Regions from separate parts of the Mus musculus genome. Here all the other regions are linked to region 3. Evidence: chromatin loops called from intact Hi-C (ENCODE). Cell type or tissue: left cerebral cortex. All regions are shown on one strand. Region 1 holds the start of Dleu2 (deleted in lymphocytic leukemia, 2). Region 2 holds the start of Gucy1b2 (guanylate cyclase 1, soluble, beta 2). Region 3 holds the start of Spryd7 (SPRY domain containing 7). Region 4 holds the start of Kpna3 (karyopherin (importin) alpha 3). Region 5 has its middle 41 kb from the start of Dleu7. Region 6 has its middle 12 kb from the start of Gm25716.

Evidence for each region. Hi-C counts contacts between places; a loop is a spot of excess contacts. Peaks named below come from ENCODE experiments on the same cell type or tissue, not always from the same donor. Only the 100,000 strongest peaks of a DNase experiment are listed, where the experiment ranks them.
Region 1: a loop joins it to region 3, with 2.5 times the contacts of the local background. A loop is called at or near these places in 4 of 42 quality-filtered maps.
Region 2: it touches region 3 in a loop (3-fold over the local background); 11 of 42 quality-filtered maps call a loop at or near these places.
Region 4: it touches region 3 in a loop (7-fold over the local background); 6 of 42 quality-filtered maps call a loop at or near these places.
Region 5: it touches region 3 in a loop (2.4-fold over the local background); 3 of 42 quality-filtered maps call a loop at or near these places.
Region 6: a loop joins it to region 3, with 2.9 times the contacts of the local background. A loop is called at or near these places in 3 of 42 quality-filtered maps.

What each region holds. Positions count from the first base shown.
Region 1 is chr14:61,678,128-61,683,127 of GRCm38, forward strand. Dleu2 (deleted in lymphocytic leukemia, 2) reads right to left here and starts at 4,246. Exons shown (of 7, transcript NR_028264.1): 1 at 3,983-4,246. In left cerebral cortex, CTCF peaks have their summits at 2,986 and 4,020; DNase peaks (open chromatin) are centred at 2,199, 2,472, 2,928, 3,356 and 2 more places; H3K4me3 peaks cover 2,896 bases; H3K27ac peaks cover 2,868 bases.
Region 2 is chr14:62,455,286-62,460,285 of GRCm38, forward strand. It overlaps Gucy1b2 (guanylate cyclase 1, soluble, beta 2), which reads right to left and starts at 1,004. Exons shown (of 17, transcript NM_172810.3): 1 at 791-1,004. The coding sequence starts at 913. It overlaps Gm41172 (a long non-coding RNA gene), which reads left to right and starts at 1,182. Exons shown (of 3, transcript XR_874685.1): 1 at 1,182-1,272; 2 at 2,343-2,421; 3 at 3,713-3,895. In left cerebral cortex, CTCF peaks have their summits at 2,355 (motif pointing left) and 4,491; DNase peaks (open chromatin) are centred at 204, 875, 1,118, 1,818 and 2 more places; H3K4me3 peaks cover 1,764 bases.
Region 3 is chr14:61,554,254-61,559,253 of GRCm38, forward strand. It overlaps Spryd7 (SPRY domain containing 7), which reads right to left and starts at 2,633. Exons shown (of 5, transcript NM_025697.4): 1 at 2,268-2,633. The coding sequence starts at 2,373. It also overlaps the pseudogene Gm4118. In left cerebral cortex, CTCF peaks have their summits at 2,012 and 2,694; DNase peaks (open chromatin) are centred at 2,682 and 3,397; H3K4me3 peaks cover 2,340 bases; H3K27ac peaks cover 1,464 bases.
Region 4 is chr14:61,437,654-61,442,653 of GRCm38, forward strand. It overlaps Kpna3 (karyopherin (importin) alpha 3), which reads right to left and starts at 2,294. Exons shown (of 17, transcript NM_008466.5): 1 at 2,070-2,294. The coding sequence starts at 2,138. In left cerebral cortex, CTCF peaks have their summits at 1,103, 2,438 and 2,640; DNase peaks (open chromatin) are centred at 1,013, 1,659, 1,901 and 2,452; H3K4me3 peaks cover 2,151 bases; H3K27ac peaks cover 1,565 bases.
Region 5 is chr14:62,249,288-62,254,287 of GRCm38, forward strand. No RefSeq gene overlaps it. Among named protein-coding and RNA genes, the nearest start is that of Dleu7, 41 kb to the right of the region's middle. In left cerebral cortex, CTCF peaks have their summits at 2,919 (motif pointing left) and 3,123; a DNase peak (open chromatin) is centred at 2,898.
Region 6 is chr14:61,328,394-61,333,393 of GRCm38, forward strand. No RefSeq gene overlaps it. Among named protein-coding and RNA genes, the nearest start is that of Gm25716, 12 kb to the right of the region's middle. In left cerebral cortex, CTCF peaks have their summits at 225 and 3,051 (motif pointing right); DNase peaks (open chromatin) are centred at 1,058, 2,393 and 3,015; H3K4me3 peaks cover 361 bases; H3K27ac peaks cover 1,197 bases.

The sequences.
Region 1 (5,000 bases), 120 kb after region 3:
GTGTTCCCAGCCATTTGGGTTTTAGTTAATTCCAGGTGTAGTTAAGTTGACAACCAAGACTAGCCATCACACCAAGGTTGCAAGCATTCCGGCATATGGAAAAACTGCATGTGCAAATCTATAGGGTAGAGTTTGGTTGAGGTTGTTCCTCCTTCAGGGCTGCATTATGTCATCTGAAAGTGTTTACTTCAGTTCCTCTGGGCTGCCTCCATGGCAGCTGTGACATCACAGAGAAGTCAGAAGGTTTGGGGCCTGATAACAAAGTATGTTAATGTAATGCTAATGCTGTGTCCATTAAAAAAAAATCACTGCTGTATAAGAAACTTTAAAAAGTATTTTTTAAGAAGCTACTTCAAAAAAAAATCATCAAGTGATCTACAAAAGACTCATGTTTTCTCACTATATGGGTGTTTTTATTTTTTAAAGATTTTTGTTAGTTTTAATTATTTGTATTTGTGTGTGTGTGTGATTCGAGTGTGCACATATGTGCGTGCAGGTGCCACAGTGGCCAGAGGTACCAGGTGTCCCTGGAATCAGAGTCACAGGCAATTTTCCCAGCATGGGTGCTGAGAGGCAAACTCCAGTCTTTCGGAAGATCTATACGTGCTCTTAACAGCTGAGCCATCTCTCCACCCTGCAATGTACTTATTTTAAAATGTGTGTAGCATGAATGTATAGGGCTTTTGACTCGTAAATATAATTATGCAACTAGAAAAGTATTCTGAGTTGCCTTTAGGAGAATATTAATTATTAAAATAGCCCAGCCACTATTTTTATCTCTAAAAGAGAAGCATATTTAATCTAACATCAAAGATACATAAATAATAGAAGCTTAAGGCAAACTGTAAAAGATACCAGGTTATAAAGAACATTTTATTTACCTTGATATGAGTGTTATTTTTAGTTCTCTAGATATATTAAGCCAATCATTTACCTGGTAACTGTTGACTTAGCATTTACTGTGAAAATGGGAAAAGTACATGCAACTCTTATGCTTTCTTTTCCACTAAGAGTGGAAGTCTTTCCAGTCCCATTGTTTTTGAGACAGTCATAGTCTGTATTGCATGCTGGTCTTGAGATCACAGTAGTCCTCTTGCCTCAGCCTCCCGAGTGGATTACAGGCACTAAGCATCATGCCTGGCTCTTTTTGGTCTTATGAAGGAAGCAGCAGGTTTCTCTTTATTTTCAGGTAGCAGGACGGATGGCCTACAGAACTATAGCCATGCACCAAGGATTAGAGCCATGGAGGACTACAGCCATACACTAAGGACACTATTTCTTTACTTAGCCTTGTCCTTTAAAGCCTCCTCCTGCTCTAGACTTGCACTAAGTGTGAGTGTTCCTTGGAGTTCTGGCTAACTAGACAGCCTCCCGGTCCTCTTAGCCTCCCCCATGGCTTTAGCTACCACTTATATTTTAGTGACTTCAGAGATCCAGACTTTACACCAACCTCCCTGGGAAAGGTTCCCCCATAGTGTAAAAAATGTGTTTACCCCGAGGTCCACACCTTCTTACTCACCCAAAGACAAGACTGTGCATCCCTTGACCTCAAACAGCTAATGACTTCTCTTGGGTACATGGCAGGTGGTTCTAGCAGGTTCTATCTTAGCTCACAATCCTTTTACATCCCATCTCTAAGCCTCCCAGATCCTCACAAGGCCTATGTGACCAATTGTCACATCTATCAGACATCTTCTGGAGGTTTTCCCTTCTTGCAGGTTTTGAGCTGAGGCATCACAAAGCAGAGAAACCCTTTGAAATCCTGTGCTACATTTTCTGTTTACTTGTAGGAGGAAAAAAAAAACCAACCACCACCCATTGCTTTTTTTTTCCCCTCAAAGCATATCTGTTCATCCTAAAAGGCTAAAAAAATAAAAATGCCCATTCAGGTACAAATACAAATTCCTCAGCATGGTTATTCTGAATCATGAAGGCCCTGACCATCTGTCCAGCTTCCCTCTTACCCCTTTTCAACTCCCACCCAGCACCCGTACCAGTACGCACATCTATCTTGCAGGCCCCAGTGTGTGTACTCTGTAGTCTTTTGGACACTTTTATTCTTAGCTGACCTAACCACTCAGGAAGTCACCATCTTTCTTTCAAGAGACACCCCAGGTGACACTACCTATGGAAAGCTACAGCGGCTAGGAGAGCTCACTCAACTCTTCCCACCCGACAGACAACCTCACAATCTTTCTCATAGCATATGCCTCTTGGATTTCTAAAGTGGAGGCTGAAGGAATGTGGGAATGTGAAAATTAAAATCATAACACCCCAACAAGCAATAACGTACTAGTGGCACATTTACACACTAGGGAAGAAAAGCACACGTTTTTGTTGTACTTTCTTGGAAGAAATTGGGTGATAAACATAAAATTCCCACCAGACCAGACTTTTGACACTAGATAAATATCACACATCCCTTCCTGTTACAGAATATAGTGCAGGGACTTTGCCAGCATTTAGTTTCCCCTTTTATCATTCTAATATGGGCATTCTATGTTGCAGGTGTCTAGGAGAGTCAGTAACCTACACCGAAAAGCCAGTTAATGGTCATGACAGTCCCCAAATTCTCCATTTACTCCGGGAAATGTTCCACTTTCACTGTTCTAAGTCTTCTCCTTACAACACAGATTCTAAGAACCAAGTATTTTTCTTTCCTAAGACTTTAAATTGTTGCTTCTTAGTAGAGATCTTTGCTATAATAGGGCGGACCGATCCTATCGAAGCGTATTTCCCCGCTCTTAACTCATCTACCTATAAATAGCGCCGCTCACCGAGCTGAGTCACCAAAACCCAGAGTTTACTCAAAATAGCTCTTAAGGACTGCTGGAATTGAGTCGCTCCAGTGGTGACAGATTGACCACACACCCATCAAGCTGGGCCACGGACCAGAGCCATAGAACTGGCTCCTAACCACCAGGCGCCCAGAGGGCTAGTCAGGCGAGTAAGACCCTAGTCGCTGGGATCTCGAAGTCTGGACTCAGGAACCAGCTAGTGGCCAGACTCCGCCTTGACGGAACAGAGTCCTCCCCGCCCTTTTGGAGCTGGGAGCCGCGGGGGGCCCGGCACCCGGCACCGCCCTCGCCCACTGCTCACACAATGGGGCGCGTCGAGGGGCGGCCCGGCTTGAGCTTCAGACCTAGCCCTCATTGCCTAACTCCCGGTTGTTGCCAAAGCACCTGATGACCTCAGACTATTGCCCACCCTCAGGAGGGTGCAGAAGCTTGGGAGCAGCAGCCCTGGGGGGGGTGGGGGGGGGGAGAAAACGGAAGTGCCACCCCCTGCAGGCAGGGTGGTGACGTCACCCTACCGCCAGCCTGTAGCGGGGGTGGTTGCCCATCACGTGATCCACGCCCCTCAGAATCCCGCGCGCGCGCTCCCTCCCCCCCCTTTTCAACTAGACTCCCACCTCTCCCGCCTCCTCTCCCCAACTTTCGCCCTCCCTGCTCCCTCACCGCTGTCAACAGCGCCAGCTCCGCCCTCCCCAACGGCGAAGCAGCGGGCTCCTGAGTTCAGGTCCTTGCTCCCTGAGCGCAGGGTGCCCCCCTCCCACCCTGTCCCCAAATTTAGGCGCTCAGGGTGCGTGGGCCTCGGGGGTGCAGTGGCGGCGGCGACAATTCTCCACTCATTCCTCCCACCGTGGACCAGGCGGACTCTGCAGGTCTGCGTTCAAAGGGGACCGAGAGACGCGCACGGCCTCCGGGGAGCCCCCTCCTCTCACCCTGCGGCCCGCCTGCTCTGCCAGCTCCGTCTCCCGTGGGGGCCACGCGCAGATCTCCTCCTGGAGCCCCTCACTCTCTTCGCTCCGTGCACGCCGGGGTTACAGCTTTGCTTTTTTTTTTTTTTTTTCCTTCTGTCGCTGCTGCTCCTCGTTCTATTTCCTTACCGCCCCCCGCCCCCGCCCCGGTTCCCTTCTAAAAGTGGAGGCTGGAGGAGGGAGAAAAGCAGCCTAGAGTCGAAAGGGGCGGTGCGCACTGACCTGTCAGCGACGGAGGAAGACCCCCGGTCTGGGCGAGCTCTCCAGCCAGTGGGGGCACTGGAGCGCAGGGCTCGAGCGGAGCGGCGGCTGCGCTCGACCAGGTGTCCCCTAGGCCGGTCTGCGCCGCCCCCTCCCTCGGCGCCGCGCTCTCCGCCCCAACATCGGGGACCAGGGAACCCCCCAGCTCGATTTTTTGTGCAGTTTCAGCAAAGCTCCGAGGAAGTTGGTCCTTTTGTTCCACTATTTATAGATTGCGTCAACATTGCGAAAAGAAGAAGGCGGAGCGGTGGCCCCTCCCCCGCCCCTCGGCCCGCTCCCAGGAGAGAAAAGCCCCAGCACACGACCTAAGTACACAGCGCGCCAGCCGCCCGCCCCCGGGCCTCCTGCTCGCCACTTCCCCCTCCCCCCGCCCGGGCCCGAGCGCTGCCAACCCCGTCACGTGCCCTCTCGGGAAAACCAGCTCCCCGGGGCTGTGCGCCGCCCGCCTGGTTCCGTGGCAGCGGCCTCCGCCCTGCGGCGCTCCCCTGCTCCTGGCTGGGGTCGCCGGCCCGGGTGGTGTGCACGACCTGGGGACCCGCACTCTGACCACTCGACGGGGGGTGGGGGGGGGGAATTTCTCCCGGACCCGAGCCTTGCGCGCGGAGTGGCCCCGAGCGTGCCGTTCGCTCGCTCGCTCGGGCGTCTCTACCTCCCTCCGTCTCTGGGAGCGCCACCGCCCTACTTGCAGAGAGCGCGCGCGTTTGGGCCTCGCTTTGGAGCCCACGGCCTGGACAAGTCCCTGTGCCCCCTACGTGCGGCGGCTCCCGCAGGCGTCCGCTTGCTAGGCCTCGCTCCCCCGGCCAACGGGCGTGAGGGGTGCGGGGGTGGCTCGCAGCAGCTCCCAGGCAAAAGCGCTGGGCGCGGGAAGCGCGGGGCGGACGCTCTGGATCCGCAGGTGCAGCTAGCTTCACGCTAGCTTCCTTCTCGCTTTCCCAGCTGCTTAAAGCCCCAGGCATTTGCGCATCCGACTCCTTGACAA
Region 2 (5,000 bases), 900 kb after region 3:
GATGGTAGGTCTCAGGAACTTGGTGGAAATTAGGCTTTCTGATTTTCTAATAAATTTTAGCATCTCACATAAGAAGCACGAGCTCATTTTCATTCTGATGTTAAGTACCATATGGCCCATCATCCAAGGAACGTGGCAGCTTCATACCCAGAGTGATGTGGAAGGGAGGAGCGTCCCTATGAGGCCAGTGTGTATAAACCAATCGGATTCCAGGGTGAATGCCTTTTGATAATAATATTGTATATGGCAGAGGACTAATTATCCCTCTTTTATGGTATGTGTTAATTTTCTCTGCCAGTTTCCCTAATTACAACTGCCACCCAAAGGACTACTCTTTGTAAATACTCTGTAAACATTTGAAAAGACACAGACAGCGTGTGCATGAGGAAGGCTGTCCCTGGCTTTCGAAGCTGTCTGCAAGATTAGCTGGCATCTCGTAGGTTTTTCAGATGCATTAGCAGCTGGGGAGGACTTGTTACTGTATGGGAAGACACCCCTCCGTTCCCATGACATCACGGGCTTCCCTGTATATTCTGGGATCATTGTTTTGAGAGACCAGTTTTTTGGCTTTTTGGGGGGTTGAGAGGGTTTTATTATTTTGTTTTGTTGTTTTGTTTGTTTGTGACTTCCTTTGTTGCTCTGAAGTGAATAGTCTCACAAATTACGGCAAACATATATGCTAGCATAACTCATACCCAGATATAAATGGAGTGTCTGCATTGTCCAGCAAGTTCCCTTGGTGCCCCTATTCAGCCACCCCCAACCTCTCCCACTGCGCTCCTCACTGTACCTGTAGATGGGTTCGCTTGCTCCTAAACTCCGCTCGCAGAGGCTCATACAGCACACCGTCTGCTGTGTCTGACATTTTAACTTTTAGCGTATACTCAGCACACAACACTTCAGACATCACCATCCTTTCAATTAGACAGGTGTTTGTAAATACAACCTCATCACACACACACACACTTCTGATTACATGTAAGCTGACCCAGCAAGACAGACTTAGCATCCTGTGCGATGAGAAACAAGCTTTCATTGTTTAGAGGATACCACATGCTTAAATAAGCTTTAGCTATTGGTTAAGGAAGCAATGCTGGACAAGGCATCTCGCAGGGGCAAGGATCTGCGCGGGCGGAGAAGTCCCACCCTTCTCTGGTTTGACTGACTGTTTTCCCTTTGCATCTGTGTAGCATTGTACGCTATCTGATTGACTCCCCTGGCGTGGCTAACATCTCACTGACAGGTGGCTAAGTGGGGATAAGTGGGCTAAAGGTAAGGCTGGGGTAAAAGCCAGGCTTTCCAGCCAGTCACCATGGGACTGGCTATTGGCCTTGCCATTTGGAACACTGGGGAGGGAAACTGTTCTCCATAGTAGACTGAGCAACAGGGCAAGACCCTGTCTTTAAAAACAAAACAAAATGAAACAAGAGTGTCGGGAGAGCAGCGTTGTGATTGGTGCTTGTAATCTCTAGGACAGCTGAGGCAGGGGAATGGGGAGCTCAAGGCAGTAAGACCCGTTCTCAGAAACAAACAATAATTATTAATAATGATGATAATGATAAATACAGTCTGAAACAAAGGCTCCACATTTCTTCCAGACCTATCTCAATAGTTATTAATTCAGCATGCAAAAGTCAGAGGAGCCAATCCCAGAAGACAGTCCATCCCCCTAAACAGCCACAGCGGACAGCCGTGCTTTAGACCCATCACAACAGCTACGGAAATCATTTGCTTTTAACCACACGCTGCGCAGTACTGGGTCCCGCACATTCCTCCTGGTTTAGGATAAATCACACAAAACTGCTGGGTTTTCACCAGTGGGTGTGAGCAATGTCATTAGATTCTACGTAATTTCCTTTCCTCCTTACTGTGACCCTGTAAAGTTGGTCCTCTTACCATTAACTCCCTCGAAAGACAAAACAGTGGTGCAGAGAAACCAGAGGTTTTCTTGTAGCTGCCACACTGCAGCAGCTTAGTGAATCAAGTGATATCCCTTTTCTAGGAAAGTCAATAATACTTGACTCTTTCAAAAATAAATGAGATGGATGGATGGATGGATAGATGGTAGATAGATAGATAGATAGATAGATAGATAGATAGATAGATAAAAGCTCTCTCAATCAGGTACACTGGAAGATGGAGTTTTGATTTGCATGTGGACCGGGACTTGGGCACTTACTCCTTTCATTTCGCATCAGCGCCTTCGCTTGGGATCCAGAAAGCCAGAAAAAACATAGGCTTTTTCCACAGTGAGGACGTTCACCCACGAGCCCAGCTCGCCTCCAGGCGGCGTGAACCTGCTCTACCTCATCCTCTCTTCAACTTGCTTTTTAAAATTTCAGTCGGTGGCCGACCAGGAATTGTTGGACGCGAAGCGCCATCGTGTGGCCAAAGTTATGTATACCTACAGATCCTAGTAAGGTAAGGGCGATTGATGTTCATAAATCTAAAAGCATTGTGATGTGCAGGGGCTCATTTGAGACCAAATTCAGTCTCTTTCGAGTTTAATTGAATCTGATTTACTTGATAAAGAAGAAATCAGGTGACCTGATTGCAAACAGGTCACACTGTACTTTGCAAACAACTGGTTGGCACTTGAATGCAGATGCTTTGAAAACCTGAAAAATGTTAGCTGCAATAGTGACCACGCCCACTGTGCCTCAGCTGCTGCTGTGAGGACTCCTGCTTCTGCTCAGACCTGATTCTACATCGGGAGCTAGATCCAGGAGCATCATCTACAGACAGGGAGGTGGCGGTCCGGGAGGGGACAGGCCTGTGACTTTGGGGGTGGGGTGGGGTATTTTCATCACAGTGTCTTCCTGAAAGTGATTTTCTTAAATCATTCTTCTTCCAGCAGCGCTTAGAAAAGCATTCTTAGAAAGTTTCTTCCACTACTGTTTTAAGTGTGTGACAAAATGAATAGCCTAGGTGATAATTAATATGCCTTCATTATAACCAGCTAATGATGACTATGGGCCCTGCACTCTGACAGGCAGTGATCATCTAATTATCACCTCAGCACTCTAAGTTAGAACGTTACAGCTGTGCATGTGAGGTGCACTGACGTTCCAGCATCATTACAGAACAGAGAGTCTGAGTCCAGCCTGGGTCTTATCTCAGGCAGACAGCGAGGCCAATGATGCCAGGCATGTTGGCACACATCTTTAACCACATCTTTAAGGCAGAGGCAGGATCTCTCTGAGTTCTAGGCCAACCTACTCTGTGCATTGCATTCTACACCTATCAGCTACATAATGAGGCTGTCTATAAAAGGGGGAGAGAGGCTAGAGGGATGCCTCCACTCACTGTCCTAGCATAGGAACCAGGTTTTAGAGCTAGCAGCTACATTAGGTGGCTCACAACTATTTCTATCCCCAGCTCCAGGGGGATCCGGTGTCCTCTGCCTCCCTAGGCACCTGCAGACACAAGGTCCACATAAACTCATGCACACACACACACACATGTATGTATAAACACATACGTATTTTAATTGAAAATAACAGAGCTAGGCATAATGGTTCAAAGTCATAATCTAAACTATTAGGAGATCGTAATGATAATAATTGTAATAACAACAACAATAGTAAAGTATCATGATTATACTAGCTTCATATTTGGGATAAATAAGACCTTACGTGTCCTCAGCACACCCACAATGCTAACTGCTTGCTTTTCATTCATCTCTCACATCCATCTTGCTCTTCTGCTCCAGGATTCACCGCAGTCCGTGTCGGGCATCTCTGATCACTCTGCTCGGCATTCGCGTCTCATGAATGAATTTAAGCTCTGAGTTGCTTCGATCCTGCCTCACAGCCTCCGGCACAGAGCATGCGCAATACAGCCTGTCTTAGTTAGGGTTTTATTTCTGTGAACAGACACCATGACCAAGGCAAGTCTTATAAAAAGCAACATTTAATTGGGGCTGCTTACAGGTTCAGAGGTTCAGTCCATTATCATCAAGGTGGGAGCACGGCAGCATCCAGGCAGGCATGGTGCAGGAGGAGCTGAGAGTTCTACGTCTTCATCCAAAGGCTGCTAGTGGAAGACTGACTTCCAGACAACTAGGGTGAGGATCTTATACCCACACTCACAGTGACACAGCCATTCCAACCAGGTCACACCTATTCCAACAAGGCCATACCTCCAGATGGTGCCACTCCCTGGTCCAAGGATATACAAACCATCACACAGCCTTAGCCCGAATCCCTCTCTTTTCCCCAGACTCTTTACACAGTGATGCCCCTTGCTGTCTCCAGACCTTATCTGAGTTCTTCACTTTGTTCATTCAGACCAACTGTCCATCAAGCCATCTACAAGGTGTGATTAGTGAGGTTCCAAGCACTGCGGACAGTAGCCCAGGCTACGTTCTCCCTCTTGCAGGTCCAAGTGAAGTGGGGCGTGTTGGTGTGTGAGTGGACGAACTCAGGTTAGGTCGCTGTGAGCACAACCAGAGGACACCTGCTGGTGAGCTAGAGAGTGGCGCTCACTGGTGTGACTGCAAGCTAACCATGGAGAACGAGAGGAGAGAGGAGACCGGTAGAGTCAGAAAACTTGCTCCAGCCAGCCTTCTGCGACTAACTCAGACTTTCCTGTGACAAGTCTTTGGTGACATCTTGTGATACTGGACGCGTATGGTTGAAAAATGAATTCTCCCCCATCCCCCAAAGATGCTCACTTAACCCCAGAACCTAGGAGCAGTACCTTGCCCGACAATAGAGACCCTGATTATTTGGTTAAATGAAAGATTTTTGAGATGGATTGAGTATCCTGAATTATCCAAATGGGAGGGACTGATATCATTGCAAATGTCCTTATAAAGAGAAGGCAGAGGTCAGCTGGAACTCTGAGGAAGCAAGAGGCTGGGGTCATGCAAGGAAAGGCCACTAGCCAAGGAATGCCAGCATCCCCAGAGGCTAGGGAGGGTTTCAGAAGGAACAAGCCCTACCGTCTCTTAACTAATATGGCTGATTTGGGTTTCCCACTTCCAAACTTTAAGGTAA
Region 3 (5,000 bases):
CTAGAGGCAGAAACTGAAGCAGAGGCAGGCTATGGAGGAACTCTGCTTACTGGGCCCCTCCTCCTGCTTTGCTTAACCTGCTTTCTTACGCAACTTGGGACAACCTGCCATGAGCTGGGCCCATCCACAACAACCATTAGGCAAAAACAAACAAACAAACAAACAAAAAACCTCTACAAACTTACCAACAGACAACCTGGATGAGGCATTCTCTCAATTGAAGGCCTTCTTGCCTTTCAGGTACTCTAGCTTGCATCAAGTTGCCAAAAATAAATAAATAACAGTAACAAAACACAACCAGGATAGGTATATCCCTTTCAAAATAACTACCTTGAAAGTTACTTGTTCCTAAAAGACCAATTCACAATTATATGAATCAAAAGAAAAATATTTTTAAAACTTCAAAATGGTTTTAAGTAATGCAACATCATTGTTTAGATATGGAATGTGTATTTTTTTAAAAAAGAGAAAAAAAGGAAAGAAAGTGAGAAAACAAGTAGGGCATTGTGGTACACACCTGTAGACATGTGGAAGGCTGAGGTGGTGGTGGCTTGAGCCAGGAATTGAAGACAACCTGAGCAATATAGAGACTACTCTCCTTTAAAAACAAAACAGCAACCAAGAAACCAACAAAATAAATCAAAACGAAACTAGTATGAAACAAACAAAAAAGTCCAAATATATTCTTTTTTGGGGGAGCTGTCCTGGAACTCACTTTGTAGACCAGGCTAGCCTCGAACTTAGAAATCTGCCTGCCTCTGCCTCCCGAGTGCTGGGATTAAAGGCATACACCACCACGCCGGGCTCCAAATATATTCCTTAGGTTGTATAATTTTATGCTGAACACAAGCAGTATGTTTCCCATGTTTTCAAGTTAAGGCCAATCCGCATTTGAATCATTCTTCTAACTCAACACTTCTCTTCCTTTTTATTGTGATTCTCACATCAAGCTTGAAGGTAGTTTCAATTTATTGTAAAATAGGTTAAGAAAAAAGTTCCACGGAAGGGAAGAAATTGAGAGACCATATCCCGGTTCTTCACTCAGCACCTGAGGGTGCTGGATAGCACAGGAGAAAGGGAAACTGCAAAGATACAATGGGTCACTTAGTTCTTCCTAAAAGAAAAAGGCCAGGAATAAGGATTGTTCTACATAATAGACAGCACAGCATGGGCTCAAAAGTCACTACAGTCCTGCAGTCTTATCTCAGCCCTTAATACAGTATCTTATCACCTAAAAGTCATATTCATTGAGTGAATAAATTAAATAGAAATGTTTCCTGAGAGAAAGTACAAGATCTGAACATCCACTGTCTATAGTGATGGATAGGGGCTTAAAGGTATTTAGTACTGAAATTCTGTACTAGAGACTGTAAATTTGTGGTGGCACTGTACACCATAGTAAACGACGACTGCGTATAGTACTGCAATAGAAAATATAATGGGCAATGTTTCCAGACTTGTAGATTATCTGGGCAGAAAAGAGTTTTGTTGTAGATATTAAGAATGCTTGTGTTACTTAAATACAGTCTTTTAGACAATGAGGTATTTGGGGAAATCAAAAAATGCATTAGTTTATTGTAATAATACACAAAAAGACAGCACTCTAACTGAAATAATTATTCTGGGAAATCTGCCTGGATAATATTCCAGAAGCTTGGAAAGGGTCTAAGAACTGAAGTAATCCTATGTAGAAAAAGATGCTACAGGGGGGGGGGAATGTTGGATGAGAAATTATTATTAAATTAATTATAAAGCCATTGGGAACTGGAAAAAAATGGATGAGAAGGAGCACTGTTCTATTTTGCAATCGCTTGGCCCGATGGCGAGAGTCAGATAAAATTACAGCGTTCCCAACAGTGACTAAGGTGTCCAGCAATGGAGATTTTAGTGGAAGTGGCTTGTTACGACCTGAGGCTCTACTCCAGGCTTCTGCAACCGGCCCTGTTTGGGCTTCAGGAAGTGAGGGGAAAATTACTCCCCCAGAACAAGCTTCAGCCTATATTTGATAGTGCTGAAGACAGGACTCAGCAAACACTAGGTGACACTCGACACCCGGGCACTGATGGCGGGCGGGCGGGCGAGCGCCCCCGCTTCCTCACCTGGGAACACCTGACTCCTCTCTGAGAGATTCAGCCCTGGGAGGCTGGCACAGCCCATGCCCGATGACCGAGGCCAGAGAGGCCACAGGGGGCTGCGTGGTCACGTGGTCCCCGCCCCATTTCCCTCGGCCCTCGGTGGGCGGTTGGGTCCAGTCGGGAGGCCCTTACCCATGTGCTGCGTGTCCAACTGTACGGCCGGCATCTCCTTGAGAGGAATGTGGCCAGTCCCGCCGTCCCTGCAGCAGCGCAGGCAGCACCACGCCGACGCGGCCATGGCGTAGCTACACAGCCCCACCGCTCCGCCCGCGCCCGAGTGCTTCTGGGTCGCGGGAGCCTCGCAGCCCGCACAGCGACGCCAGGGCCGGGAGGCGAAGCGGAGACTGAGGCGAGGTCCCCCGGCGAAGGAGCGAGGACCGCCCGGAGGGGCGGGGCGGTGTCGGGAGGTGGGCGGGGCCAGCGGCCAGCCCAAGTCAAAGAGGGTGTGGCGGGTGGGCAGGGCGCTGTAGAGAGCCGAGCAGGGGCCCGGGCTTGACTGACTGAAAGAGGGCGGGGCCAGTGGCCTGACGCCTGGAAGAGGGCGGAGTTGGGGAAAAGGTCCGGGTTTCTGAAAGTGGGCGTGGCCAGTGGCCTGACTGACATGGGGTGGGCGTGGCGGCGTGCGCAGGCGTGCTGCGGCGTCCTCCCCTAGGCCCTGTGGCTGGCAGGTGAATGGTGGAGCTGAGAGTCGTCGGGATTCCCTGCGGCTGTGGTTGTTGCTGGTTTGACAGGGCCTTCTGTGCTGTTTATAGGGTCTGGAACTCCAGCCCTGACCGCCTCAGCCTCCGTAGTAGCTCCGTGCTGTGTCGGCGCGCTACTGGTAGCTGCCTGGGGCGGCTCCGCAGTGATTTTTAGGGATCGGCAGACCTCCTTTGGGCATGGAGCTAATAAAACGCCCGGGAGTTTTCCGTCGGAACTCTCCGGCTCTCCGCATCCTGCCACGCAGACTCCGAGGACCCGGTCTTTGGGTGTGCGGCGAGGCTCTTCGCATTTTCCATGCACCGGCGTTTATCATTGGGTTGATTGCTGCGTGGACCCAGGACTTGCAAGCAGTCACCCTTATGAGGGGACTACGGGAAGGGGTCGGGACAGGGCCGAAAGACGACTTTTTAAAAAGTCATTATTGTATATTCGTGCTCAGGACGTGCGTTCAGGCGCTCTCGTGCCACGGCAAGGTCTGAAGACAACTCTCAGAAATAGGTTTTCTTCCCCCTACCTTGGAGATCCGGGAATCGAACTCAGGTCTTCAGGCTTGCTTTCCGATCAGACAGTCTTACTCAGCTTTCTGGTGCACCAATGGTTCCTAGAAATGTGAAGGGAATGCCCTGAGAGAGGGTGAAGAGAAACTCAGCTCTTACGGGGGTCTGCTGCTTCCTATTACCATATCGAAGGAAGGCCCCAGTGGGGGTCACTTGTTATCTGTCTGTCGTTATCCCTCACACCCCATGGTGTCCCAACAGAATCTGGCTCAAACCTCTCTTCCAAGATAAGATTCCCACCCTGGAAGTTTTCTGGGTCTTCATCAAATCCTGGAAAACTGAACAAAAATTCCCAATTCTTTAGTAATGGTTTCCCATACATAACCTTTTAGTCACCTGAGTGTAAATATACTTTATTGAGATTTTTAGCCATAGGATGAGGGAAAAATTTCAGACTTTGGTTTCTTCTATTTATAAAAATATTTTTAGGGCTGGAGAGATGGCTCAGCAGTTAAGAGCACTGGCTATTCTTCCAGAGGTCCTGGGTTCAATGCCCAGCAACCACATGGCAGCTCACAACAACTGTCTGCAACTCCAGTTCCAGGGGATCTGACATCCTCAAACACCAATGCACATAAAATATAAACAAATACATAAATAAATATTATGATACTAAGGGAGATATCCAAGGCTTTTTTTTACTTTGAGACTTAGTTATTACAGAATTAATACCCAAAGTAATTGCTAAAATAATTTCAGACTATCCCCTCTCCCTCACTGCCTCTATATCTATTGAAGTACTCTTGATAATCCTCTCTTTCTCTCTCTCTCACTCTCTCTCTCTCTCACACACACACACACCACACGATAGACTTTTTGCAACATTTCAAGCTCAATACTGTCCCTACTTTATAGATGAAGAAATAGGTTAAATGACTGTGCAATTTCACAAAGGTAGAAAATATACAAAGTATGATACAAACCCCAGGGGTCCAACTCCAGCCCTTTATTTGCTTCACCACATCTTTTAGCATCTCAGATTTTAAAGTTTAAACTTAAAATTAAGGTTACAACCCTCTAAAAATATTCGGTTAAAAAATGCAAATTTGTGCTTCATTTTTTTTTGCATGTTTCATTAGTCTTCACATTAGCTAATCTGCTATAACATATGTAAATAAAATTTGTTTTATGTCCGACTTTCCAGGTAAAGATGGCAGAGCGCAGTTACAGCTTCTTGCTGACTACACTACATTCAGCCCATCTAGCAAGCTTGTCCAGATTGAATATGCTTTGGCTGCAGTAGCTGGAGGGGCCCCTTCAGTGGGAATTAAAGCTGCAAATGGCGTAGTATTAGCAACTGAGAAAAAAAGCAGAAATCCATCCTGTATGATGAAAGGAGTGTTCACAAGGTGGAGCCCATAACCAAACACATCGGTGTGGTGTATAGTGGCATGGGCCCCGATTACAGAGCACTTGTACACAGAGCCCGGAAACTTGCTCAGCAATACTACTTGTTTACCAAGATCCCATTCCCACAGCCCAGCTGGTACAGAGGGCAGCACCTGTGATGCAGGAGTACATGCAGGCAGGTGGTGTTCGTCCATTCAGTGTTTCTTTACTTATCTGTGGGTGGAATGAGAGACCACCGTCTTTATTTCAGTCAGAC
Region 4 (5,000 bases), 120 kb before region 3:
CAGAAATATGGCAATTCTGTATCAAAGTATTTTTTTCTCTTGTAAAGGACAGTGCCACATTTAACTCATAAGGATTAAATGAGGCATCAAACTCTTGGTATAGCAAACCAATATTTAGTTCTTTGTGTCTGCCACAAAGAATGACCATTTGAATGCCTATTTCATGTCCTAGTTGTACTGACTTGGAAATGAAATGCTGTCAATAAAATCAAACAGAATGGCTTGGCAACTCTACTGTCTTTTTCCTGTATTCACAAGCCACTTGTTACCTTCTACTAAGCAGCAACTATCTGCTGTGGGTCTATTACATGCAGAAGTTCTTATAGGTATCAGTAAACAAACAGGACACAATACTCAAGTGAATCATGACAAAAACTTACACCAACATTCAGGAAGGGAAGAATATACAAGCAATACCGGTATCCACATAAACTATTCAAGTTTTTGCTTACAGTAATAAAAGCCTCAAGAAAAATTACTGGTGGGCCAGGGTGTGGTGGCCCATGCCTGTAATCCCAGCACTTGGGAGATCAAGGCAGGATTTATTCTCTGTGCTTAACCAGCCTGCCATGCAGTAAGGCCCTGTCTCAAAAAGAAAACAAACAAAAGGCAAGAGAGATGAGACTACACACACACACAGAAAAATTACTGGTAAAAAGAGATCAAAACTAAGTCTTATCAAAAAAAAAAAAAAAAAAAAGACTGATGGCTGTTCCATTTGCTAGGTTTCACTTTTGTTTGGAAGTAATTTTCAAAAAGAAACTTACACGTGATCAGGACAGAGATGGAAGGCCTATAGTCTCACTCAAGTGGGAATTCCACAGATATTCCCCCAGGTTTTTTCCAATTCACACTTAACTGTGTAGCCCTGAAAAATGGCCCAGCTTCCTCTGCTTCTTAGCCAAACCAAACCCTGTATTTACTAACTAGCCTCTTACCAAAAACTATTGGACTATACAAATCATATTCCCTACTATTAGAATAGAGAAAAGGGGATGGGCTTAAAACTATTTCCCCCATCAAATCCAGAGGTTGGGTCCCAGTGAAGTTTGTGCTATTACACTTCATTGGTTTTAGTAGGAGCAGTGAGACCTCTAGCGCTACCTCAATAAGCAGAGTTTGCAAATAGTAGCTGCTAATGTCACCTTAATGAGACAATGGCAACATGCTGAGTAGCAGCAAACTGAGTGACCACAATGAATGTTTACAGTTTTGCAACCACTTGGAAAATCTACTAGCTTGGTGGCATGTGGTATATACAAGGACGTAGGAATCTTATGTATCCAATTTATTTCTGCAAAACAGGTGAAAGAAATTATTTTCCTATTATTCACACTTCGACTCCAAGACGAGCTTTAAAAAAACAAAAAACAAAACACAACAAACAAACAAAAAAAAAAACCCAAGATCAGAGGTCTGCACAACCTCCTTCCCAAAGCTTCAACACAATAGATGGTAAACTATTGTCCACCTTTAGCTCGCTCTAAATGCCAGCAGTCACAGGGGTATGAGCTGCAACAGCTCGGGAAGACTGGTCCAAAGGACCGCACTGGAATATAAGAAAATGGTCTTGGCGCATCCTACCCTCCCCCATCCACCACCCTCAAACAAGTCAGTTACCCGGCTGGTCCCCACCCCCCTCTGAGGGCTGCCACCGCCCGCCTGGGCCCGGCTCGCACAAGGTAAGCGCGGGGACCGAGGCTCCATGTGCGGCAGCGCGGGAGGCTGCACCGGCTGCGGACACGAGCGGCGGCGCGGCCCGGCCCCGGCGGTGCGGGTGGCACGCGGGCCGGCAGCATCCCGGTCCGTCCTCCCGCGCGGCCCGCGGACCCCGCCTCGGCTCCACATCCCTTCCCCTCCGACGCCAGGCCGCGCCCGCGCAGCGGGGCCGAGCGCTCAGTGGTCCCAGGTGCCGCGCTAGTCGCTCAGAGGGCGGCTGCTGCCCGGGCCGCGGCGCCCCGAGGCGGCGGCCAACTCCGACTGACCGCCAGCCGGCGAGAGCCAGCGGCCGCGGCCCCCGCCCCTCCCCTCCCAGCCGCCCGGCCCGGCCGGCCCCGGAGCACACTCGCCTCCACATCGCGGCCCTTGTTCTTGAAGCTCTTGATGCGGTGGTTCTCCAAGCCGGGGTTCTCGGCCATGGCTGCGCGCGGCTCCGGAGGCGTCTGCTCCTGCGGCGGCGGCGGCGAGTCGAGCGGGAGGGGACGAAGGGGGAGGAGCGCGCGCTCCGTGACGCCTGGAGCGCGAGGTGGCCGCGGCGCGGGGGCGGCGCTGAGGAGAGGCGCGCGCCGGAGAAGGCCAGGGCGCTGGCCTGCCGGCTGTCGCGGTGACCCTGCCCTCACCCCTTCGTAGGGCCTCCCCACAGCCGCTAGTCATGTGCTAGAAATGGAGCCCGACCTAGTCGCTTTTACCGCCACCGCTGAAGCGGGGCGGAGGGCGGAAACTACAGTTCCCAGCATGCCAGGCGCGGGTCTGAGCCACGCCGTGAGAGGACGAGAAGCATGCCGGGAGGGCTGTGCGCGCGCTTTCGGCTCGGCGCTCTCTGAGCGCGGGCTCGAAGCCCCACCTCTGGGCGGGGTGGTGGGCGGGGAAACTCTGGAGATGGCACCTTGCGGCCTATCGGGAGAGAGAGGCGGAGCTTCGGGGGCGCACCTTGCTCCCTACAGCTTGGAAAATTAGAAAAAGAACGGCCACGCGTGCTTTGCGCTTTTGGCTTCTTTAGGGTCTCCTCAAATAGCAGCCACCCTCAAACCCTGTTCTTTTGCTCTGCTTCGGTTTTATAAATAGCACGCTTGTTTCCACTCCACAAATACATGTGAGTGTGATGTGTGTGTTTATGCTTGCTTCTTGCACCTCTATTAAACTCAATGAGAACAGAGACATTGTTGGTCTCAAAAATCTGTCAGATCAAAACAGTAACTAGTAAATTCTCATTAAAAAAGAAAATGTGTTCTAGTATCCCCTGATTTCTCCAAGCATCCTTGTGCAGCCTTCACTTTGGCAGCCCTACCTTTCTATGACCCCATGCCTTAGTCCACCTTAACACACAATGTAACCTTCAGGCAGTTAATCAGACCCTAGGGCTGCAGACTCCAGACTGCCATCTCCCTTTAGCTTCTCATTGGAACAATAACAGGTTTTGGTTGATTTGGGTTGGTTGGTTGTTTTGTTTTTTGTTTTGCTTTTGTTTTTACAGCAGGTGGACTTTATTTGATTATTATCTGAGACTATTACATTTCAGAATTGTCTTAATTAGGGTTTCTATTGCTGTAAAGAGACACCATGATCATGGCAACTCTTATAAAGGAAAACATTTCATTGGAGCTGGTTTACAGTTCAGAGGTTCAGTCTATTATCATCATGGCAGGAAGCTTGGAGGTATGCAGGCAGACAGTGCTAGAGAAGGAGCTGCGAGTTCTACATCTTGGTCCGCAGGCAGCAGAAAGGGACTGTGCCCCAGGAGGGACCTAGCTTGAGCATAGGAGACCCAATGCCCACCCCATAGTGTCATATTTCCTCCTAATACTGCCACTCCCTATGGGCCAAGCAATCAAACACATGAGGCTAGGAGGCCATTCCTATTCAAACCACCACAAGAATCTTCTGCCAATATAAGCTTATGTGAAGTGTTATGCTACATACGATCAAAATAAGCCAGGTCAGAGTTTGGTAGAAATATACCATAAAGAACTCAGTTAAGACAATCTTCAGAAGAAGAGGAACCTGAAAGTCAAGAGCTGGCAGCTGAAAGACCAAGCTATCACCCAAATGTGTTTTGTGAGTGGCTGGTTATGGTCAATTGATAAGTACAGAAAAGGATTTAGACCATGTTTGCCCTACTGGAGTATGGTCTACTAATGCCAGAAGTGTTTTCTCGGGGAAAAAAAAAAACGAAAACAAAAAAAAAAAAACATAAACCTGCATTTTAGTCTCCGTATTTTATTTTATTTTTTGTTTGTTTGTTTGTTTGTTTTAACTATTTTAATTGTACTCCTTACCCACTTCAACCCCACCACACCACACCCCCTTTTCCTTTCTTTTTCTTTCATTCTTAAAATAAAATTCGTCCACATTTTTCACTGGACTTCAAGCCCTCAGTGATTCTGGTCTGACCACTCATTTGAAGGAGACAAAACAAAACAAAAAAGTACATAAAAAACCTCACCTGTCACTTGGCATAAGGATAATGGCTCAGTGTTCAGTGGTGGAACTTTTTGTTTGCCACTCTTAATTGCCTTGCTTGACTAAAAGAAAAATGTTCGCTGTTGCTCCACTTCGATTATAATTTGGCAGGTATTCCTTTGTTGGCTCACCTGATCCTCTCTGCCACTTCTCTTAGCATAGCATCACACAAGTAGGACCTTTCAGCGAGTGCTTCCTAAGTTCAAGACATCCCACTAATGCTAGAATTCCCAGGTAAACAGAACAGCATGGATGCTGCCTCCATCCCACTTCTTTCCCAAAAGAAACTAGTGATAAAGACGAGTAATGAGTCCAAAAGGGTGGCAGGCTTGAGAAAGAATCTCAGGGCTTATGCAAGATGACCTTTCTGACATGCCAACTGTGCAGGCTTCTAATGTTTGTGAGTCCCCAAGCAAGATAGCAAACGAAAGTCATGTTGAAGTACTTAAAATCTATGGAACAAGCTAACAAACTTGAATAAAAATGTGACTCCAGACGGACAAATGTACCTCCTTGTAAAGGGTTTAAATTTAAGTTTCCTGACTTCTTAAAGTTCTGTTTCAGAATGCCACCGTGTAGACCTGGATTCTGGCCCAGTCAGCAGCCTGAGAACAATGTCCCCTGTGGGCATTTAATCTTCACTGTCAACTAGCCTGGACTTAGAACACCTAGAAAATCCGTAAGGCACACCTCTGAGTGTGTCTGTGAGGATCTGTACAGAGAAGGGAAGACACATCTTGAACTGAAGATGGCATCTCACTGTCTGGGAGTCCCAGGAGGGAAAGGGGCAGAAGAGCAGCCGCCTAGCTCCTGTGTTTCCC
Region 5 (5,000 bases), 700 kb after region 3:
GAAATTTTATTAACTGTAGTGATTTCTGTGTCTGCAGTCATACTAGCCATTCCCATCCCTAATTACGCCTGCACAGATCGAACTAAGTACAGAGACTTGAAGAGGTTAGGATCTTGTCTAAAAGAGACTCTGTAACCCAGATGTGATTACACAACTGCAGTCCTTGTGACAGGCAGAGCAAAGGGTCACACCAAGTTCAAGGCCAGCCTGGCCTACCTAATACATTCCTGGCCAACTAGGGCTATATAACAAGAGTCTACTAAGAAAAATAATCAATTGATGATTGATTGATTGTTGATTGCTTGGTTGATTGATTAATGATTGGTCAGTTGATTGATTGGAAATGAACTCTAAAATGACTGCTACATATAGTCTTCTTTTGGTACTAGTGTAAAGGGAATTAAAATATTTTCTATGGACACTTTTGACTTGGGGACAATAGTTGAATAATGTTATCCTCAGAAGTTATGGCAACAAGCTTTCTCCTCTTTGCTGGACTTGGAGACTTTTACTACATGATAGCTGTCTGCTGGGCTATCTTCGTTCTCTCTAAGGCAATGGATGGTGTTACAGATGGCCCACTCCTGTGTGGCTGAAACACTGTGTTTCCACTGTTGGATTGTTCGTGTGTGTGTGTGTGTGTGTGTGTGTGTGTGTGCAGCTTATCAACATGTCAAGAGCTCTGAGAGTCAGTAAGAGTAGTTTGGGTGTCTGTTGTTTTGTCTTTGGGGGTTGTTTTAGGTTTAGTTTAGGTTTTTGGTTTTTTCCTGAAGGAGACAGAATGACAGGGGGACAATGAAGGCTCCAGACACAAGGTGTCATTTGGGCCAGGTTTGAAGAATAAATCATGTTTCACCAAGTGGGGAGGATGTCTACCTGGGGTTGACACATTGTGGGGAGTGCACGGGGGAAGTGTGGTGTATGGAAAGTAGAAAGCGTAACAGCACAGGACAGAAGCTAGTGGCATGAAAAGGACAGAGAGGTGGCATCTGGTAGTCACAGCAGGTGGCACTCAGACCCAAGAGCACCATGAAGAGTGCTTAGCCTGTATGACTGCGTGTAAAAAGAAGTTTAAAAACCTTCAAAAGTGTTCAAGGGAAAACTTGAAACCAAGAAAGCACTCCTCTTGCTGTTGGAAAGTTTCCTTGCTTTCAAAAGAGATTAGGAAAAAATGAGGAAAAACAAACAAACAAACAAACAAACCAACCAACCAAAGAGATTAGACACTCTGGACTATGGGTCCCTTCCCATTACGTGTAATTTTAATGTACTAATTGCAACCTACTCTTCTTAAACTGTCCTTGGGTGAAGAAAGGGCATTGAGCATGAAGAACATAGCCACTAGCAGAATCTTTCAAGCAGGGCAAACACACTGTGCATCTCCTGCAAACGAAGCGCTTCAGCAGTGGACAGTAAAGCAGCCAGGCTGAATAAACCACCCAGAGCCTTAAGCGTTTAGTTTGGAAAACACTCCACTCGGTTCTTTGTACTCTCACATCCTTGCATTATGGAAAGTGGGCGTGTGGTTCTTGAGGAGGTGAGGAGAGAGCCATCAATGGTATTGATAACTCTTTGTTTCCTACTGCCTGAGATTCTCCTAATAACCTGATAGATAATTCTGCAGCAAGCAGCCTGGGGCCCTGCAACTCCCTACCTGTGTGAGGTTAGCAGGGAAAAGGCTTAGGAAATGATTGCTAGCAAGCTAAACCGTGGGGGTGACTCAATTTAACATGAATGTTTGGGGAGGCACTACAACTTTCTAGAAATAAGAATTCTGTATTAGGGAGGGTTCTCTAGAGAAACAATAAGATACAATTGATCAAATAAGATAGATAGATAGATAGATAGATAGATAGATAGATAGATAGATAGATAGATAGATATGGGATTTGTTAGAGTGACTTATAGGCTGGGGTCTGGCTGTTCCAACAATGGTTGTCTCCTAAGAGAAAGCCCAAGAGTCCAATGGTTGTTCTGTCCATGAGGCGGGACGGCACAGATGGTCTTTAATATCCACCAGAACACTGAAGAAGTAGGTTCTAATGCCAGTGAAGGGTTGAACTTGCCAGCAAAAGTGAGAGCAAGGATGCAAACAACAAGAACTTTCTTCTTCCAAGTCCTCTGTACAGGCTACCAGCAGAAGGTGTGGCCCAGATTTAAGGTTGGGTCCTCCCACTTCGAATGATCCAATCAAATACATCCTTCACCTAGTAGCTTGAGTTTGGGTTAATTACAGATGTAGTCAAGTTGGCAACCAAGAGAAACCATCAAATATTTGTTCCCTGAGATACATATCACTTGCAAGAAGACCCTTTTACCCTTGCTTTTTAAAATTCCCATCCCTGGGCCAGCCAGATGGCTCTGTGGGTAAAGGTGCTTGTCACTAAGCCTCATGATTTGCATCCAACCCCTCTCAACTCCTTCAGCTCACAGGAGGGAAAGTAAGCACTTATTGCTGTCTTTTGACTTCCACACTCAGGCACATGTACATGTGCGTGTATACACACACACACACATACACACACACACACCACTAAATAAATAGGTAGGTAGGTAAGTAGGTAAAAGATAGTTATTTGGATAGATAGATAGATAGATAGATAGATAGATAGATAGATAGATAGATAGATAGATAGAAAACAAATATTAAAACCCCACAGCTAACGAGATCAGCTTGTTCAGCAGAGACCAGGTAGCCCCCACTTTATACAGCATCTTTTCCCCATCCATCCACCTGCTCCCACTCCCAATCTTACATCATTCCAGCATGTCAACCTTCAGCATTGTGTCTATAAGCCTGTATTTTCCAACTTTGTGTAGCCCTTTTCTGTCTTGTTTTATGGGGAAGGAGATAGAAGGCTGTGTGCTGCCCTGCTGACATGATTAGTTCAAATGAGATCGGTGACTCAACACTGCCCTCTTCTGGTTGGTACGGAAACATCTCATCCCTTTTACTCGACTTCAGCCATATAAGGTGGGCAGAGTCCACAGAGCAGGGTTGGGGTGGGGGTGGGATTAATCAATGCACTGTGGATTGAAATTTAGAATGACTATTAATCCATCTCCCAGTGGATGCATATGTAGTTTCTGGAAAACTCTGATCGAGCATTAAATTCTGATACCTTCTTGTAATGGTTCAGACTTCATGTGGCTTCATTGTCCTTACAGCAATTTTGGAAGCACAAGGTTGAATTCACAGTGATCCAAGAAGTATAGATCCTTCCGTTCCTCCAGTGGTGGCTACTCAACTTCCAACTGATTTACAGTTACTTTTTAAATCTTGAATTCCAAGATTTAATGAAGTTGCCATTGCAACTTCATTTTCAACTAGTATGTTAATAATTGCACCTCCAAGCCAAGCTTGTAGTAGTTAGTGTCTTGACTGTCAGTCAATAGACAGACAAGTAAGGCCTAGTGTGACCAGAGCCCCTGGGGACCCACTGTGAGGGGCAGTCGGGATTGGGAACCAGCGAGGGTTTCCCGGAGAGGTTCAGGGCAAGGTCAGCAAAGAAGATTGTACACACACACACACACACACACACACACACACACACACACACACACTGTAATCTCAACACTCAGAAGCCTGAGACAGGAGGATGGCCAGCCTCTGCCACAGGGCAAAACTCTGAAGAGAAAACAAGCAAGCAATACTCAAGAACAACTAGCACAGCTTATCACTGGAAAGCATTCTCCATTTTGGTCCGCTAGACACAGAACATCAGAGACAATTAAGAGGGGCTGATGGGGCAATTAAGCAGATGCTAGAGCTGTGAGGAAAACTCAGGCCCAAACCAACTCTCAGATGTCAAACCCTTGATCTGAGTGAAGTGTTTGTGTTTGGGAAAGGACGTCATTTATGTCAATGGCTGAGCTGTTATTTTACACAGAAGATAATACCGGGATTTGCTGTGTTTTTTTTCTTAAATTAAATAAAATAATCGCAATATATGTGTTTGCTTCTCCAACACCTTTTAAAATATATTTAAATGTTTTAACTTCTGAATAGGTAATACATATTTGAGTACTAACTGTAAAAAAATGAAGGGTTTACACAACTCCAAGTTACAAATTACAAATGGGTCCTTCCAGGTGTATTTGATATATGTGTGTGTGTGTGTGTGTGTGTATGTACATGTAATTTTGCATTTTATTTACCTATTTCTTGTTCATTTCCCCCTATAACAATATAATGTACATCTTTCATCTTGTGACCTCAAATATTTCCCCATTCACTTTTGTTTCATAGTGACCTTGTCCTGTATGTGCTGTGAAATCTATTTGACCTGTCCTCTATTGATAATATTAAGCAGTATTTATTTAATAAATAACAACTCAGTAATTTGTTGATAACGTAAACCATTTGCAAGCATATCATAAGAAAATTTCTAGACTTGGAAGTACTAGGTAAGAGATGTGTTCACTGGTCACCTGGATAGATACTGACACCCACTGAGCTACATCCCAGACACCAGCAGATAAGATGACCCCCACCCCCACCCTGTAACCCCTGGGCTCAGCTTATTATAAAATGGATTGGTCTCTGTCAATCTGCAGTGAAATTATTTTCTACTAGATTAACGTGAAACTCTCACTTTTAGTGAATACTAGACATTTTTCCTTGTTATTAGATTGTTAGATTTTTCCCTACAGATTTCTATATTTGGATATTTGAATATTTTATATTAATATGTGGCTGGCACAAGTTATGATTTACAATAAATATAAACGGCATACTGGATTTCTTATACAAACAATGGAAATAGTTCAGTTGTGGTATTGCATATCACTTGTTGATCGGAAAATAGATCTGTTTAGCAAAACACAAAATATTATTCAAATGAATTTCACCTTATTACCCCTTAACCTGACTACAGTGCTAGAGAATTTGTAGAGTGACAACTGTTTTGCAGTTATCTTTACTGGGTAGCACAGTTTCAACCACAAGTTTCAATTCTTTGTCAACTTTGTTAAATTGTTTTATATTTATAATTTCGAAT
Region 6 (5,000 bases), 230 kb before region 3:
CATCCAGCAGGGAGGTGGGGTCCAGAGACCTCACAGAACTGTGATGCTCACAGACCCACCCCAAACCAAGATTAAACCCACAGAGCCCTCCACCAGCCTGGAAATGATGGGGATGGCTGTAAAGGAGCCGGTGTGGGGTATGAAGCGCCTGTCTCCCACTCCCTTCCTTCAGGGCTTTCCCTTCAGGTTCTGTGGGCCTCTAGTGGGGTTTCCTGGGACTGACACTTCTCCATCCAGTTGCGGGAAGTCCCACTTGTCTGACTCCTCAAAGGACAGACTCCTCAAAGAAGCTACCAAAGGGGGCTGGCAAGATGGCTCAGTGGGTAAAGTGCCTGTCCCAGAAGCATGGGAACGTGTTCGTGGATCCTCAGCACACCCACAGAAAGTGGCTTAACCAAAGCCGCGTGTTCTCCTAATGCTGAGCATCTCTCAGCCTGACCCCCAGATTTCCCTGTTCACATTTTCTGCTCTCTAACATGGCCCTCTCTGAAGGGCTGCTGGCTTTCCACCAATGGGTTCCAGCAACTTCTGTCCTAGCCCTGTGAACTCAGCATGCTTTCACTCCATGTTACTAAAATTCACTGTCCTATTGATTATCCCACAATTAAAACCTTATCCTCGCCGGGCAGTGGTGGCGCATGCCTTTGATACCAGCACTTGGGAGGCAGAGGCAGGCAGATTTCTGAGTTTGAGGCCAAGCCTGGTCTACAGAGTGAGTTCCAGGACAGCCAGGGCTACACAGAGAAACCTTGTCTCGAAAAACAAAAAACAAACAAGCAAACAAAACAAAACAAAACAAAAAAAAACCTTATCCTCATCCCTTTATATTTCCCCTCAACCTTATTTTCCTACCCTGGCATAAGAACTCAAGATCTTTGTCCGTTGGCTATTTTGGAGTGTATCCGTTGGATAGAAATGTAGAAGCCACCCAGGTATTTTGTAGAGAACACAAAGTGAGCAAGGTAGTCAATGGGACCCTTCAGGGCCTTCAACACATGATCACAGGCTCGTGCTTTCTCCCTATGGTCTGAGCAGGAAGAGGTAAACTCTTTCAGGATCAGGCCCGCTGTTTCATAAGCACTACCTATACTATATGGCATTTTGCCAACAGGTTGCTATCAGCTGGGATACATTGGCTGTCATCTGGAACTTCTTTGAGAAATGCCCTTGTCTTCAACCCTGGGCTCATTCACTTCTGGGAGGAAGGGAGGGTGTCAAATAAGTGTCTGTAACCTGCAGGGCTTTCTGGAGTCCCTCTTGATTACCACTGAGTCCTGGGTTTCAAGTCTCTCTCTCTCTCTCTCTCTCTTTTTTTTTTTTTTTTTTTGGTTTGGTTTGGTTTTTTGAGACAGGGTTTCTCTGTATAGCCCCGGCTGTCCTGGAACTCACTTTGTAGACCAGGCTGGCCTCGAACTCAGAAATCCACCTGACTCTGCCTCCCGAGTGCTGGGATTAAAGGCGTGTGCCACCACGCCTGGCTCTGGGTTTCAATTCTTAACTTAACAAACATGTCCGGCCCATCTGTGTTCGACTCTGGGTTCTGTGCATTCAGCTTTGAGTGCCTTGGAGGGCACAGAAGTTTCTCAGTCTTGCTGGTGTGTCTATACTTCAGGGCTACACAGCAGGAGTGGGAAGTGCCTGCCTGGGCCTAGCTTCTGCCTCTTGGTGCCCACAGAAGTGATGATGAAGGTGACTCCCCTGGGCCAGAACCCCATAAAGTCTCTGGGAGGTGGGTCCCCTCTTGGTCCCATCACCACCAGTTTCCATGAATGATGTCACTTGTGGTTATTCTTCAGGTATGGTTATGTTGGGGGAACCCAGCTGGGGGCAATGCAGGGACCCAGAGGGTCAGGCAAGGGGAAGGGGGCTCACATAATTGAGGATTCTCTCTCCTGGATTTAGGACTATCCCCTGGTCCTCTCCTGGCTGGAACAGAGAGTCGCTGACCCCTCACCCCTTTATGGTTGTTCTGAGATGTCCCCCTCTCTGGAAGACAATGATGATAGAATACACTCAGGGCCTGTTCCATAAATAACTGCTTGAGCTGAAGCAGGAAAGCCAGTCTAAGGAGGGTTTTTAACGTGCTCAGTCTCACAGGAGCACATGTTAAGCGCTGTACCAACCATTCCGGAGAAAGCTAAGAGGCAGGGGAGCACGCCTCTTGCAGAGCGAGCGGTTCCAATCCTCTTGCAGAGCGAGCGGTTCCAATCCAGTCTCACTGAGCACACAGCTAGGATCTAGCTCTGTGGCAGTGTAGCCGCAGATCCTCCCTCCCGTACCCATGGCACCAGGCAGACCTCTCAGCTTTCCTTGCCAAGTTCTTTGGTAGAATATGATAATCGTCTTTGGGGTTCATGGGATTAATGAGGGCTGGACAATACAGCGAACAGAAGTGCTTTGAAGAGGGACAGATCTGCGCTGGGCACTAACAACAGTCAGGCTTTCCTTGAATGCCTGCCAAGTTGGCATCCCAAATCCACTCCATTCTCTCTTCCACTTACTGCCTAACAAATGGAAAAGGCAAATGAACGGCGGCGGCGTGCGTGGCTTTTATCATGGACACCCTACACCCAAACCCAAGAGTGTTAGGGGAAGGGCCCATTGTCTGGAGATTTTTGAACTCAGACCTTGAAAGAACCGATGTCCTCGGAGCTCACTGTTCTACCCTCCCCCAGCCTTGCCCTAAAAACTCCAGATGCTAAAAATACCCTGGCCACCTGCTGCCCAGGGAGACAGTAAATCACGGGCCTTCTAGCACTAGAATCCCAGCCAGGCCTGGTTCAAGGTGGCCCCGGGCACAAACCCACGAGGTTAAGTTCACGTTTCTCCACCCAGGCTGCTACTAGCAGCTTTCCCTACTGCCCAGGAGGCTACAGGCAGAAGGGCCCAGAGCCAACGGGACCAGCTTGAACTTTCTGGAGCCAACGTGCCGAGTGGGTGAGGGGCAGTCTGGGAAAGGGCTGCTGGGGAAGGAGGCTCCAGGGAAAGGGAGCTGATGAGGCCACAAGAAGCAACTGCTTTACTGTATTAGAATACGGTCTGCACAACCACAAGTTGCCATACTGCGCTGTCTTGTTATTCGGAGGCCACCAGATGGCGCTGTTAACAAGGAACTCATGTATCTGTGGTGTGTGCTATTCCCTAGATGGGAAGAGAATTACTGGAGACAGCTCTTGCTTGACCTGGGCACACAGTGGCACATGGAGGAAATTTGCTACACACACACACACACACACACACACACACACACACACACACACACACACACACACCTCTAAACCAAAACACAGGCAAGAATGTCAAAGGTCAATTCACTTTCATTCTTAACACAGGACCACAGGCAAGAAATGAGAGGCAAATTAAATTTTAATGGACTTTTCAGCAAAAGGTTTCATCAACAAAGACAGTTGTGGGGACAAGTGCAGATTATATTTGAAAATTTGGGGATCCCTGAGAGTTTTCTAGAAAGCTATGTTATTACAGGTAACTGCTATCACACCAGTCAGTGGTGGCACATACCATTAATCCCAGCATACCAAAGGCAAAAACAGGCAGATACCTGAGTTCAAGGCCAGTCAGGTCTATAGAGTAGGTTCCAGGACAGCCAGGGCTACACAGAGAAGCCCTGTCTGGAAAACCAAACCAAACCAACCAACCAACCAACCAAAAACAATAATAAAAAGACAAACTGCTGTCAATCAGCTGCACGGTCCAATCAGTAAAATATAAAAACAGAGCAGTGCATAAGCTACAAGATAAGTGATGACGTTAAGGGCTACTCAAGTGTAATGAGTAGATCCACGTGATTGGAAATTACTTTGTGGTGGTTTGAATGAGAGTGGCCCCCCCTAGGCTCACGTGAGAATGCTTGGTCCCCAGTTGGTGGAACTGTTTGAAGGATTAGGAATGTGGGCTTGTTGGAAGAGGACTGACTGCCTTTAAGTTTTCAAAAGTCCAGGCTATTCTCAGTGTGTTCTTTCTTCTCTCTGCCTCACATAGACCACGGTGCAAGCTCTCAGCTACTGCCCCAGCACCATCCCTGCCTGCCTGCCTGCCTGCCTGCCTCCCACTATGTTTCCCACCATGATGATCATGAACCATGAGCCTCCAACTATAAGTTATATATAACTATATTATAACTTCCTTTATAAGTTACCTTGGTCATGGTGTTCTGTTATGCCGGGAGAAAAGTGACTAAGAAACACAGATCATCATCATCATCATCATCATTATTATTATTATTATTTGTGCATAGCTCACCTTCAACTGAGTGACTTTCAGATCTTTTATGTTCCTGGGGATGCATCTAATATTGTGTGTAATCCTTGCTGTTGGAGTAGAAAGACCACGTTTTTGTTGATGTTCCTGTTTTGGAGGCATGGTCCTGTTATTGTAGCCCAGTTGGCTCTGGACTGGAGCTTCCTCTGCCTCGGCCTTAGTTACCACCTTGCTGGGAGGTATACTTTTAAGTTGACTTTGACCTAATTCATGGGTGCTCTCACCCTGTGTCCCTCGGATTTCTTCCGGATAAACGACTTTTACACACAAATCTAGAATTCCAAGTACGCCCTGGGAAGGGTGTACAAAAATTACTATAGACCCCACTCAGGGCCATTTAAGTAACAGAGACACAGGCTCCAAGAAGTGGCCAAGGTACGGCTTCAGGGAGAGAAGGGATTGAACCAGGACCTAACTGCAGCACAATGGCCACACTGCAGCCTCTCTTCCAGAGTTGGAAAGAGGCCATTTAATACTTTCAAGTAACAGTCTACTTCCTCCAATCACACAAACATCTGAGGAAACTGGCTTCGAAAGTCAAGGATGATTGCTAGCAACTGTTGGGCTGCATCCTGCCTCATTGCTGGGGTGCCTAGAGCGGCTGGCATGCCACTTAGGGGAGGCAAAACAGTTTGCAATGGGGGGAGCCATGTTTTCCTGGGTGGGAAGCAGAGGCGTCTGGGATGGCTGCTGTGGCTCCCCGTCTCCTGTGTACACAGGCA